2 separate regions of the Homo sapiens genome follow, and region 1 is linked to region 2. Evidence: read pairs that join two places in POLR2A ChIA-PET (ENCODE). Cell type or tissue: OCI-LY7. All regions are shown on one strand. Links, peaks and the distances in the headings refer to the core of each region. The heading gives the core; the rest is flanking DNA.

Region 1 (4,406 bases), core at 87-4,086, 380 kb after region 2:
TTAGCTGGGCGTGGTGGTGTGCGCCTGTAGTCCCAGCTACTCTGGAGGCTGGGGCAGGAGAATTGCTTGAACCCGGGAGGCAGAGGTTGCGATGAGCCAAGATCGCACCATTGCACTCTAGCCTGGCAACAGGGAAAAAAAAAAAAAGATAAGCAGTAATGAGGGAGTGTTAAGCTTCATTAAAGAATACGGATTTCATTCTTAAGGGTACTGTGGAGTTACTGAAAGTTGTAAACTGTAGAGTGACATCAGATTTGCATGTCAGCTAAGGTTTGGAAAAATATATTGCAAGGGGCAAAACTAGGGGCAAGGAGATGAGTTAGGCTGCTGAGGCAATCTTGGCAAGGCAAGAGGGCAGTCTTCGGAACAATGGGAAGGGAGAGAAGTGTAGAAGATGACAGTGGATTCTGTCTCTCCAGTATGGTAGTTAAGTTCCTTGAGGGAGGCAATCATGCCTCAAACTCTTGTTTTTGAAATTTAGGAGATAAATCTCAGATTATCTGCTCTCCTGACCAAGTGGCTTCCCTGAGCGCATTAGGTCTTTAAAAAGTATAATCAATTCATGACAAGGAATAGATATATTTTAGTAGAAAAAGCAGTAATTAGGTTAAAAGGCATAATCATACTTTTATGGACCACATGTTAAACCCTGTACTATAGATTTGCACATCTCCTCATTGGAATCAGAATTATACTTAATGCAGTAATTGGTTAGAAAACATACAGTAATGGTTTTAGCCATTAAACCAAAGAACTCCTTTAAGAGTGGGAGTGGGATTTGTTACATTTATGTGGTTTAAGCATTCTTGAAAAATCCCCTATTGTCATTTAAAACGTTTCATTTAGAACAAATGCTGGTTTATAAGACTACTTCTGCTTACTAATTTTGTCTAGATTTTTCTCCTCCAGCTCATATCTTCCTGTTTTTATCTACATAGCTTGTCTGCTAAGCACTTTTTCCCTTTTCAACATCATGTTTTGGGTACATTAAGATCCTTTTAGCACTGAACTTTAAACTGATCCTCTTATTTGCTCTATACTTTTTTTTTTTTTCAGTTCTTCAATTTTTAGAATTATATCACTTTAAAGGAGCAAGAATGTTGACAAGTCTTTGGTATTTTCCTCTCATTTAGAGTTTCCTCTTTTAGAAATGTAGTGTTTTAACTTTCTACATAGCTGTTTAGAAATATGAGGCATCACCAATATTTGTAAATAAGTAGTATTCCAAGAAGTGTCAGTGGTTTTAAATTTAAAAGTTGCTTTTACCCCAAAATCAATGTGTTAAATAACGGTCAGGTTTTCTAGGCTGATAATAATAAGACCAGTAATTTGTTAACTCCTGTGTATCAGACACAACACTTTACATGTATAAAGCAGATGTAATTATTTTTATTTTACAAATTTGTGACATAGAAACTAAAAGTATGGGCAACTTGACCAAAGTTATAAAACTTGTAAAATTCAGCCTGGAATTAGAACTCAGGTCTGTCAGAATCCAAAGCAGCAGTCACTATATGAGGTTGCTGCATTTACCGAATATATATTTACAATTTTGATAACTGTGTATTCACCTAAGTTCTTGATTCTGGAGGCAAGAAAAGAGGGTAGAAAGACAGAAAAATTTATCTCCCTTGCTTTTACTCAGGGTGAGTTTTTTTGTTTGTTTGTTTTGTTTTGTTTTGTTTTTAAGAAATCATGGAATGGGTGATCTTGGGCTTTGAGAGCTTCTCTCCTCCATATTTCTGTCACTCCTCTCAGTGTCTCTTTCTGGGCCTTTGGTGGCCTCATGCCACCCAAAGCCTGTTCACTACATATCTCATCTGAATCTACCCAACCTCCTACATGTTCCTCACATGACCCCCGTTTCTCAAAAAGTGGTACGTTTTAGGAAGAAAGCTGGCTTCTCAAACAAATCACACTAATTTTGTAAGTTACTGATACCTCCTATTTATTTATTTAGTTTGTCTCAATAGGATATAAGCTTCATAAAATCAGAATGTCTGTATTTTTGGTTTACTGCTATATTTCCAATGTCCTAGTGCCCTGCACACAGGAGACCCTCAAAAATTATGTATCGAATGAACTCTGAAGAGATGTTTCCATTAAAAAATTGTTTAAGCTTAACTGAAAGCCTAATAATGAATTTCAAGTTCACTATTCAGGTAAACATTTTTGAGGCTTAGGGGCCACAAAACCTGCCTGTTTATAGGCAGGCAGGCTGACTCTGTGAGGGAATTAGCTTCTACTGGGTTCAGCTCTGCTAAGCAATCTGTCTTTCAGAATCTCTCCACTTCTCCTTGGAACTCATAGATACCCAAGCTCCTTTGATTTTTTCTTTGATATTTCTGTGACTGCTCTCCTGCACTACCAGGCTAGCAGCTATACAGGGTCTGACAAGAGCATGTATGGATCACTTGTTAAGTCAGGCATGTACTTACAAGTCAGACACTGCCTGTGTCTGACAAGATACCATTGTTTGACAAGATTCAGAAACACTTTGTAACCAAGTTTGGCTTTAAATAATCCTTAGGTCTATCCAAGGTGAAGTGATAGAAAAGAAAGTGTCTGTTGAGATATAAAAATTAAGTGGGAGAATTCATTCAGACATATTACAATGTTTAGAGGCTACTTTTCAGCATCATCACTGAGTTAAATAAGAAGGAATGGGTTTAATTTGGAATACTATGAGGTCTATGAAAAAGGTGAATGTGAGGGGGAAATGGACGGTTAGGACTTTAAGCCATATGTTGCTAGGCGCTACTGAAGGTTTTAAAGAAGGAGAAGGAAATATACAAACTCAAAAAAGGCAACAAAAGATACTAAATATATGCAAGTAGAAAATATTTCTCAGACTGAATATACTCTGTGTTGTATAATTTTTCTAACAGTTTTTTGAGGGGCTAGATTTCATTTGTACCTAAACAATGTGAACACATGAAATTCTCATAGTGCTTCTATTTGTGCACAGGCCAAGAACTGGTTTAGTATGTAACCTATAATTTTAAATACGAGGAATTAGCCAGGCATAATATTAAAAATTATCCATTCAAAATAGATTAAAACCAAACCTAATATCTTTAACTTATCCTGAACCCACAGACTTAATGGAACTGAACTAATCCCATTTAACCATAGGATTTTTACCCGTGGTTAAAATGTTTGGGCTAAATGCATATTAATGAGTCATTAGCTTAATCATGACAGAATTTTAAATGCTTTGTTTATACTAACGGTAATTTTTATTCAAAGAAACAAACCAATGACAATATTCTAAAGTTTTAAAATCCAGTTGTTTTTGTTTATAACAGCTATCCTGCCTTCCCTATCCATGCCTCCCCACCCTATGATTATTACTACCAAGTGGTGAATAGAATTCTGCAATATGTGCTTTTCTTGCACAGTTCAAAGAACCCCTACTCAGTTCCTTTTTGATAATCTTTAGTTGTAGGTCCTATAATCCTTTAAACCACCTTCTTTTTCTGCCTTCTTCAGAGGTCTCTTGCTTTCCAAGAGGGTATTAAGTTGTAGATTCTTAACCTGAGCACAAGTACAAGGCCAAATCTGGAGACTACTTGTAGGTTATTATGTATTTTAAAAATAAAATGCTGTTCACTGAACTTTCCTGTCTGTTCTTCTGCCCTCCCAAATTCTCACTCTGTGGGCCATTTTCCCCTTTACCCAAAGGGTATAGATACATTTAGGGGACTATAGTTCATCAAATAAAAATGTTTATATTTGCTTATCCATTCTAGCTTTCTGTTTTGCCAAAACATACTCTCAAACAATAAAAGATATAATACCACTTAAAAATGTATGCTTTTTACAGGAATTCAGATTTGAATGGAATTCAAGATCATTTTGCTTGTAGTAATAGAGAATATGATTTTCTTAATTTTTGCATTTTTATTTTCTGGCAAATAACTCAGAAATACTAAAATAGTATTTTATTCAGATGATATAAATTGGAGAGGGTAACACTCTTAATTTGTTATGAGTCTAATTTTTAAAATATATGTTCGTATAAGTTTACATTGGTAAAATAATGCTATTATTTTATATATTTTATATTTTATATGCTTTCAGTTATAGACCAGACCCAGGACAGGCTAAATGAAAGTTATATTGTGAAGGTGAATTTCGTCTATAATTCAATAGACAAACATGAACTGTTGTAGTTCCCACAGCTTTTTCTCTTTAAGGCTCTATTTGGCATTGAGCCTTAAAATAATGCTATTATTTTACCAATTAACAGAAAACTTGATACTATGTAACCATTTAGCATTCAATCATTCATTATTTGTAAATATTTACTAAATGTCAAATTTATGCATTTCTTTTAGACAGAGTCTCACTCTGTCGCCCAGGCTGGAGCGCAGTGGTGCAATCTTGGCTCACTGCAAGCTCCA
Region 2 (4,406 bases), core at 195-4,194:
GGAAGATATCTTCTTAATTGAGGGTTCAAAAGCCAGGAATTTAAGCAAAAGAGGAAATTCTTCTCAATATTCAAAATACAAAAACTCTAAGGAGCATCTTGTTGACTGGTATATTTTAGCATTGAGCATAGTGCTTGATACTCAGTGCTCCATAAATACTGATTGGATAAATAAAATGAGATGTAGAGGCAGTAGTGTTTATTCTCATTTATAAATTAGAAGTAAACAATGTGATCACAGTGAAAAATCCTTAGCCTGCTTTGGATAAGAACTTTCACTCGTGCACTAGAGAGAGAGGGAATGTGGGTATGAAAGTGTGTGTGTGTATGTGTGTGTGTTTGTGGCATTGGCAAATAGAAGAGAAGGATTTGTCTTATCTGCTGATTTAAAAAAAAAGATTTTATGTTTATTATCAAGAATGTAGCACTTAAGATATATGCAACTTAAAAAAACTACTGAGTAAAATTCTGGGTTTTGTCCTTGAAAGAAAAGTGGCATTTCCTGCATGAAAAACAGTTTCTATTATAAATGACAAAAAATTGTTAGGGAGCCAAGCTTTGATGCATTTACTACATGAAGGTCAAATACTTAGGTCATTATAATTCTGCCCCCTTTTGTGCATGCAGTACAATGAAGCTCTTTGACATGGTGCTAGCACATTCTCAAGATGAAGGAAGGTCACGTGTTTTCAGGCATTAAGAGCATGATCTACTCTTTTTTGGTTCCCTGTTATAAGTGGCTGTTGAGGGTAAAGTTGAGGGGAGAAACTGGACTAATGAATGGCTTTTGTCTACCTTTGTACTATTTTTTACTTTTCTTGCACAGAAGTCAATTAAAAAAAAAAAAAAGTTAAAAAGCTGAGAACCAATTGCCCAGAGCAATCCACAGGCAACCTTCAGTCTGGCTCAGTTACCCAGATTTATATCACATACTTGCTAGCAGAGTTTTGATTGCCGCCAAACCTCAAATGAATGTGTGGCTTCTTTACATGGAACTGGTCCTTTTGTTAAGGAGGCCTTGTGAGTTATTATATGGGCCTTGGAGCCAGTTCATCTGGGTCCAATATGTGGTTTCATTTATTGGCTATTGGCCTTGGAGGAATTATTTAACTCCACTGTGCCACAGTTTCCTCATCTGTAAAATGAGTTAATTTGCAACAGGAGGCATGAAAGAAAAATGCCTGGCATAAACAAAGCACTTGGTAAACATCAGCAACTGCTGACGTGTGTGCGTGTGAATTTATCAAGAGATGCAGTTCAGGTATTGAGTATATAAAGGAGGGTGAAGATGGGGTTTCTATGTGATGAGGATATTATCTTGGGTGGCGCAAGGTTTCAGAGATAAGAATCTGACCTGGGATTGAAGGTAGTGGGCAATGGAAAGGGTCAGGGATGATGACCCCCTTCCCTGCTCCAAATTCACTGGGAAAGGAGAAACTCACACTCAGACTACTGGGCCTGACTACAGCTGGCATTCCTCTTTGCCTGTTTGATCCATCTGCTAATGATTTGAGCCATAATATCTAGGGTGCTTGAGGTTGTGTACTTGGGTCCTTCCTTCCCCCTTCTGCCTTGGCTTCTCTTTAGAAAGCCAACTCCAACAGGCATGAGACCTTTAAACTTTTTGCACGTATGGGATTTGTTTCAGAGTGATTAGAGGGTCAGGAGGGGAATGAGTGGGTAGGGGATAGATGTGAATCTTAATACAGATAAGATGGATCATGAGGCTGGATGATGAGTACATGGGGGTGGGTTTATTATAACAGTCTTTCTACTTCTGCATATATTTGAAACTTAAGAATAAATATTTTTTAAAGTTAAGCAAAAAATGCAAGTATATAACAATATGGATGGTATACCTTTTATATAAAGTTTAAAAATATGCGAGCAGTATTATGTATTTTATATATAATGTTTTTGTATTTTATATATAAGGTATTGATATATACATTGTGTGCATGTATATATATATTCATATAAGAATTTAAAATTTTATAAAATAATAAATATGGCGGGCATGGTGGCTCACACCTGTAATCCCAGCACTTTGGGAGGCTGAGGCAGGCAGATAACACTTGAGGCCAGAAGTTCAAGACCAGTCTGGCCAACATGGCAAAACCTCATCTCTACTAAAAATACAAAAATTAGCTGGGTGTGGTGGCAGGCGCCTGTAATCCCAGTTACTTGGAAGGCTGAGGCATGAGAATTTCTTGAACCCGGGAGGTTGCAGTGAGCGGAGATCACACCACTGTACTGTGGCCTGGGCAACAGAGCAAGACTCCATCTCAAAAAAAAATAATAATAATAATAAATACTAGCTTTGGGATAGTGGTCGTGGTTGCTTCTGAGAAAGGTAGAAAAGAGATGGAATGAGGAGAGGGAATACGAAGGGTATTTCACCTGTATCTGGAATATTTTGCTTCGTTAAAATTTTTTGAAGCAAATACGGCACAATACTAAGATTTGCTAAAGTCGAGCAGTGGGTACACAGGTGTTTGTTATATTCTGTGTAATTTTGTTTGTTTTAAATGTGTCACAAAAAGAATAAAATGTCATGATTCTATAACAAGAAGTGTCTTTAGACATGTCAGGAGCTGAGCTGCAGGAGGTGCTGGGAGGTGCCTTGCCTTTCTGCTAGAGAGGCACATCCTGTCATAGCATTGCACCTTGCAGCAGGGGTGGCGAAACGATTGGCCACTTGTACAGTTGCATAATGGGGGAAGCCCTCGTGGTTAGTAGAGGTGGATGGTGGTAAGTAAGGCTGTGTGAATTACAGGCAGTTAGATACAGCAGAATTCATGTTTTCTGGACCATGCTGACCTACTGCCTCTGTCAGAGGGATTGGGCTGGGTTATGAATGATGAGTTGGTTACGATGACTGGAGGAAGATTTTTAGAAAGCACAGCTTTTGTGTATAAGAACTAGTTTCCTTGATAAGACTTCTCAGAAAAAAAGAAAGCTGTTTCTACTCTGGATTGGTTGTGTGGTAATCTTGTCAGTCTTCCCGCACAAAGCGGGATTAAGCTTGTCACTCCTCAGCTAGGGAAGCAAGCCCTCCATCTGGGGAGTGAGAAGACAGATTGTTCTGAGGGCTGGGTTCATGGGCTGCTTCTGAAATGTGACTAGCACCTCTGTGCCTCTGCCTGCTTCTGGGGAGGAAGACCTGGAGATTGAAGTGATCCTTGTGCCCAGGTCCCAGTCTGTGTGTTACCTAGTGTATCGATGTTGTTCATAGATGTTGGGGGTGGTGAGCTTGTGCAGTATGCACACATCAAGTGTTAGTTTGATCTCACAGAGAATACAGATGTCAGATGTCCACTTCTTTGGCATTTATTCACTAGATCTCTAAACAGGAGATCACTGTTTCGTATGCTCTAGAGAGCTCATTTAGCTGAGGGGAAGGGTAAACCCAGCATCCTTACAGGTTAAACCTTCGGGAATAGAACAAACCCTGTGTGTTGAGCCCAGTGGAACTGGGCTGGGGTGGGGGGTGCATGAGGCAAGAGACCAAGCATCTTAGAGTGTTTTTTCAGCACTCACATGCTAGTATCCTAGATTCTCAGGAAGGCGGTGACTAGACCAGACCAGCCCTTCACCACTTCACCACTGTGCATCCTGGGAAGTGGCCTCCTCCTTTAAATAGGGATGGAGGTCTCCAGGGTGTGCTCTGGAAGTTTGTGAGGATGAGGATCAGAGAATAAGGGACCTTCCTTTGACATATGCCAGGTGAGAAACCACAGGAAGCAAAGACCACCCAGCCTAGCAGCCACTCACAAGTGCTGTGTTCTGGAGAAGGACTTCATGTTCTGTGTCCATCCAGCCTGATTTGCATCCCTGGAAGAATTTGAGAGGTTACAGGACCCTGGCACCTGGGCAGCTCTGCAACATCCTCCCAGGTGGTCCCACTGAAGCACCTCTATTTAAATCCCCCTGTTCCGAATAAGGAGGCTGTGTAAATGGACCTGCAGATCTTTCTGACATGTAGGAATGGACTGGGAGAGATGCAGACTTCTGCAGAGGGAGAGAGTTTCTGGGCATTGAGCAGCAACATTGCCTCTGTCCTTCATTTTAGTTTACAACTTTATATCTTCCCTTAATGAGGTTTTCCGCAGCTGTGAAAGAAATAAAATAAATTGAGGTATTGAGAGAACACATAGAAAGTGGAGAGGCTATTTTTCTGTTACCTGTTTTTGTCTTCCTTAATTGTCTAGTTTAGCACCACTTGAAAAAATTGCGTTACATTTAAGTTTGATGAGCTCCTTGTGAACATGTGAATCAGTAGTTTCTCGAGGTGCTGCTGGGTTCGGTGACACAATACAGAACACAAAGCCAGAAACCAGCCTAGAAACCAGACAGAGGGCTTTGTCCCAGAGTCCTGCTTAACCTTATTACAGCTAAGTGTCGAAA

What was found. Peaks named below come from ENCODE experiments on the same cell type or tissue, not always from the same donor. Only the 100,000 strongest peaks of a DNase experiment are listed, where the experiment ranks them.
Region 1: POLR2A ChIA-PET joins it to region 2 with 5 read pairs; 2 of 35 experiments call an interaction of 5 or more read pairs at or near these places.

What each region holds. Positions count from the first base shown.
Region 1 is chr6:109,012,967-109,017,372 of GRCh38, forward strand. The region is part of intron 1 of SESN1 (sestrin 1); the gene reads right to left. It also overlaps a transcript of ARMC2 not described here. Among named protein-coding and RNA genes, the nearest start is that of SESN1, 80 kb to the right of the region's middle. In OCI-LY7, for the core only: no CTCF peak of the experiment used is centred there; no DNase peak of the experiment used is centred there.
Region 2 is chr6:108,633,009-108,637,414 of GRCh38, forward strand. All of the region lies in intron 1 of FOXO3 (forkhead box O3), which reads left to right. Among named protein-coding and RNA genes, the nearest start is that of FOXO3, 74 kb to the left of the region's middle. In OCI-LY7, for the core only: no CTCF peak of the experiment used is centred there; a DNase peak (open chromatin) is centred at 2,663.